Regions from separate parts of the Homo sapiens genome. Here region 1 is linked to region 2. The links are chromatin loops, found by intact Hi-C in ENCODE. Cell type or tissue: endothelial cell of umbilical vein. All regions are shown on one strand.

Region 1 (2,500 bases), 95 kb after region 2:
CTCATTGACTGGTCTTGGAACCCTTGCCAAAAATCATTAGACCATATATATGCCAGTTTTTTTTTTTCTGGTCTCTATTCCATTGGTTTATATTTCAGGACTGCACTGTTTTGATTACTGTAGCTTCGTAGTAAGTTTGAAATCAGGAAGTGTGAGTCTTCAAGCTTTGTTCTTTTTCAAGATTATTTTGGCTATTCAGGGTCCATTGAGATTCCATGTGAATTTTGGGATAGGGTTTTCTATTACTGCAAAAAATGTCATTGAGATTTTGATAGGGATTGCATTGAATCTGTAGATTGCTTTGGGTAGTATTGACATTTTAACAATATTAGGCCTCCAATATATGAACATGGGATGTGTTTTTATTTATGTCTTTGATTTCTTCCAGCATTGATTTTTTAGTTTTCATTGTACAAGTCTTTCATCTCCTTGGTTAAGTTAATTCCCAAGTGTTTTATTCTCTTTGATGCTATCGTAAATGGGATTGTTTTCCTTACTATTTAAAAGTCTTTATTTTTCTTGAATTAATTTCCAGACGTGGTACATTTTTTGTCTTATTTTAAAATATATTTTTGAAATTGTCTTTTTGTGTTCTGTTTTTCATCTTTTCCAACTATGCAATCTATGCACATTTCCTCAGCTTCTTTATTACACAGTTGTGTTTGTTTCTGCATATTCATGCTGCTCAGAGTCAATAAGTCCTTGCAATAAGCAGGAAAACTGTGTGATCTGAGAATTGGTAAAACATTTTGGAAACTGCAGACTTAGCCAAATTTAACTTATTACTGACACCATTTTGTTGCTATATTTTGACTGACCAGTGACTAAATTTTGAATACCTAACCAGAACAATATAAATAAAATAGAGTTTGGGAATGTGAAGAAAATATAAGGAGAATATAAAGTATATTTCTTTCTCTTTTGCAGATTTCAGGAAATGACATAATCCTTGGAATTTCTGTAATATTTTACAGAAATTACAGAAAGAATATGTACAGTCGATCCTCATTATTTGCAGATTTTGTATTTGTGAATTTGCCTACTTGTTAAAGTTTACTTGTAGTCCTAAAATCTATACTTGCGGCACTTACTTGGTTATTTGTGTGTATGCGCAAAGCTGCAAAAAAATTTGACTCCTCTAGCAAGCACATTCCCAGCTAAACTTGAACAAGGTGACACTGCCTTGATTTCACCTCTCATGAAGAGATGACCAGAGGACGGAGACAGCAGAGGGCAGTGTAGTGAAGTGCAAGAAGGTCTGGCTGTGGGGGCCAGTTGGATAGGGTTTGAATCCCAAGTCTGACATCTGTTTTTGGGATGGCCTTCCGCAAGTCACTTAACACTTATACACCTCATTTCTCTTTTGTAAAATAAAGAAAGGAGAATCTCCCTGGATGAATTGTTTTCAGGATTTAAGAATATAATAATCTATGTGAGGGGTGTGTGTATGTGCATGGTTTTCCCTATGAACAATGTTTCAGTAGTCGCTAATTCAGTGCTTGCAGTGATTTTATAAAACATAACTACCACAAATAATGAGAATTAACTCTGTGTGTTTGCTAAATGATGATGAATGATTTTATTCTTTTTTAATATTGATACTTGTTCCTACCAAAATCTTAGCAGGACTGAAAAGATCACCATAATTTGCATGTAATTTAAAACAGATAACAGTATGAACAGTCTAAAAGTATATGCTTCCTTCAGTGCGGTTTCCTCTCTCTTCACTTAATAGCTTTTTGGAACTTTGGATATTTATTACCCAAACGTTTACTCTACTCTGTACCTTAGCTCTCCCATCTGTGTTGCTCATAGGTTTTGAAGGATTATGCCAGTTCTTAATCTCAGTTCCAAATACGCCCTTCTATGCTTTGTGATGCTGGTTCAAAGACTGCAGATCACATTTCTGCCTTGCTAGCAGCTCATTTCTGTTTCAAAAGTATAGGGCACTAGAGGGAGGCTGCAAGGAGAAGGAGGAAGAAATGACTTACACCTTTGTCTTGTTTCCTGTGAACTTCCTGTCTGCTTGTTACTTTGACCATCACCCTTGTAGAGGTTTTTTTTTTTTTTGCTCCAGCATCAGCAGTTTCTTTCTGTAGCAGCTGTTGAATACAGTTTGTAGTTTTTCCAACACTCACAGAACTAACCTCATCATAACCCTTCATAACACCAGCACCAGTTGGCTGGTACCCTGTTCCTCAAAAGTTTGGGTCGCAGTCTCACAGGACCCCTCTTCAGAGACAACAGCACCAGCTGAGCAGCACTCTGTCCTCAGAGGTCCGTCTGAGTTTCAGCTCTGTGGAACCCTTCCTCCAAGCTTCTGAATTTTAATAATTCCAATCTTTTCCCTTTGTTCCCATAGTCCTAGGGGTGGTAGCTTTTGCCTGTAGTTGTTACCTCCCTGATCCTTTGTATTATTTTTTCAGTTGGCAACAGAGTTAGTCATTGTTTTTATTAAATTTCTCTATTAAAATAATCAATGTGATTTTCCTCCTGTCTG
Region 2 (2,500 bases):
GTGAGACACTCATAAATGACTTCAAGTCCTTCTACCAATCATCCTGACAAGGAAAAACTCCAGGCTATATTCTGTTTGAAAGGCTAGAAAGGAACTAAAGGCCCAGTAGGTATGGTTAGACTGAGGGTCGGATATTTACCTATACATGTAACAGCATGCTGTCCAGCTAATGAAAAGACGTAGGCACTTTCATGTGTACTGTTGACCTCTAGAAGGCAATGTTAGATCTAAAATACAAGGTGTAGGACAATGTATATCGTCGGCTAAACTTCACTTGTGTTTTCTGTCAAGGATAAATAATATGATATGTTTGTAAGTGCATATCTGTATAGTTTATCCCTGATAGAAAACACATATCCAACAGGATATGCAAGTAACTAATAACAACCACTGCCTTTGGAGAGGGGAACACAGAAGCTGGGGCTCAGTGCTGGGAGGGAGTCTGGCTTTTTGGAGTGGATTTTTGCACTGCTTGGCTTTTCATGAGGGGCATACGTTACTATTCTGAATTGCTATGTTATAACATTATGAAGCGGGGTGGTCACAGCAGGTTCCAACACAGTCCTTATAACATCTTTTATCAGCATTCTCAGTAGCTCAGGCTTCAGAATTCAGCTCCTGGGAGTGTAGTAGTGCCAGGTGATTGGCTAGTGGCTTTTAGAGGCTCCCATTCACAGACTGAGTGGCAGGGCCTGTCCACTTGATGAGCTGTGGGTAGATGTAGATGTTAAACCTGCTACTTTCAGGACACTTCAGAGAGCCAAGTCCAAATGAAATGTGAATTCTTTTCATGTGCTTTACTAGCCCTAGGGTTCAATCCATTCTATTCCTAATGCAGATGAAAATAAGAACCTGGCCAGGAGGCCTGCGAATAGGGTGACTGCAGAGATGTTATCTTGGGAGCATCTTCTCATCCCTTCTTGGCTGAGGAATCCCACATTGCACTGCTCTCAAAAGCTCCTTCAATTGTGGACAGATGGGCTTTTCCCTCAACTAAAGGATATTTGCTTTTATTGTTCTGAATGAAGTGAACAAAGTCCATTCACTTGCACTGAAATAATATATTGCTTTGAGTTTATTTTAAGAGCTGCTGTCACACCACTCTGGGATCCGACCTCATGGTTTCTTAAAGGCTAACTAGGGCTGTCTACCATAAACACCAGTGCTGGAAACCTGGCCCAGCTTCACCCACTGACTCAACCTGGCACAGGTCCAGGCCCCAGGGATGTATGGGCCGAAGGACTGGAGGTGGAGTTCACTGGCAGATCAGGGACCTGGGGTCATTAACAAACTTTTCCAACACTTCTTATTATAGTATGTGTTTGCAAAAGCTAGACTTTGAAAAGTCGCCTTTAAGACCGGTCAGTTTACATAGGATTTAAAGATAGACTAATGCTTCCTTCTCTAACTAGTGTGGAAATGGTATTGTTCCTTGTCAGAGTAGCTACAGTTTCAGTGTCTAACCACTAGGGGCTGAACTAACTCTACCAAAACTATTTTCTAAACCATGTCTTTTGCAAATTAACAGTTTCCAAGATGACTGAATTACACCGTTCATAAACAGTCATGTCTAGAACCATCCCTTCCAACACTGAAAGGCTTTGATGTTAGAATAGAGGGAAATGTCAGGTTTGTGTTCAAAGAAGGGGGGCAAGCATGAAATAGGAAATAACACAAATCAGAGAGAACATGAGAAGCAGAATGACATCAAAACGTCCTAGTGTGGTGACCTCACTGTATCAGAATTCCTTGTCTAGCCCCCACCTCATCCTCTATGGAAACAAAATCCCCAGGGTAGAATCTGGGCTCTGAATGTTCAGAGGGCTCCAAGGTTGAATCTTATGTACAGCCAAGATCACAACAACTGTGCTAGCCCAACACTCCTTTAGAGAGGAGATGGAGGCTCAGGGAGGGCAGGTACTTTGACTATCACCTTTCCAAGTCACTACTGGGAAAAGTCCCGGGTCTCCTGACTCTCCATCCAGTGCTCCCCGGGAGACAGTATCCCCTTCCAGGGCACCAGGGCATCACTTGTACATTATACCACTTACGATTTGGTTTCTGGCAGTCCTGCTGAATGATCCGGTGGATCTTTCTGTGCAGGTCTTTGTCTTCTCTGGTTACCTAAATAGGAAAAATAGTTGAGAGAGAGAGTGTTCTTAGGTAACACAGCAGTTGTGTCATCCAGACTTCCAAATTAGTATTCAGGATAGTTTCTAAAGATTACATAATAATCATCTTCCCTACACCATTAATGTGGTGTTTGATACTTGGCCTAGTGTCAAACCAGTTCTGCCCAGAGGACACGTCCTTGGGAGTTGGTTCATTGGGGCAATGAGGTTAAAACAAAAAAAAAGCTGGAATTGCATACTTTTAAGGGACAACTTTCTTCTTCAACACTCATAACACATTTTTGTTATTTGTTGTTATAGTTTTGAGCGAGGCACAGTGATCAAGGCCTCCAATCTCCACCCCATGACTCCTTCTTCTGGGCCCTGAC

Evidence for each region. Hi-C counts contacts between places; a loop is a spot of excess contacts. Peaks named below come from ENCODE experiments on the same cell type or tissue, not always from the same donor. Only the 100,000 strongest peaks of a DNase experiment are listed, where the experiment ranks them.
Region 1: it touches region 2 in a loop (4-fold over the local background); 20 of 110 quality-filtered maps call a loop at or near these places.

What each region holds. Positions count from the first base shown.
Region 1 is chr10:103,981,612-103,984,111 of GRCh38, forward strand. All of the region lies in intron 1 of SLK (STE20 like kinase), which reads left to right. Among named protein-coding and RNA genes, the nearest start is that of SLK, 16 kb to the left of the region's middle. In endothelial cell of umbilical vein, a CTCF peak has its summit at 1,241 (motif pointing right); DNase peaks (open chromatin) are centred at 1,180 and 1,960; H3K27ac peaks cover 1,380 bases.
Region 2 is chr10:103,887,021-103,889,520 of GRCh38, forward strand. STN1 (STN1 subunit of CST complex) reads right to left here. Exons shown (of 10, transcript NM_024928.5): 9 at 2,052-2,124. Among named protein-coding and RNA genes, the nearest start is that of STN1, 30 kb to the right of the region's middle. In endothelial cell of umbilical vein, a CTCF peak has its summit at 1,459; a DNase peak (open chromatin) is centred at 1,201; H3K27ac peaks cover 1,069 bases.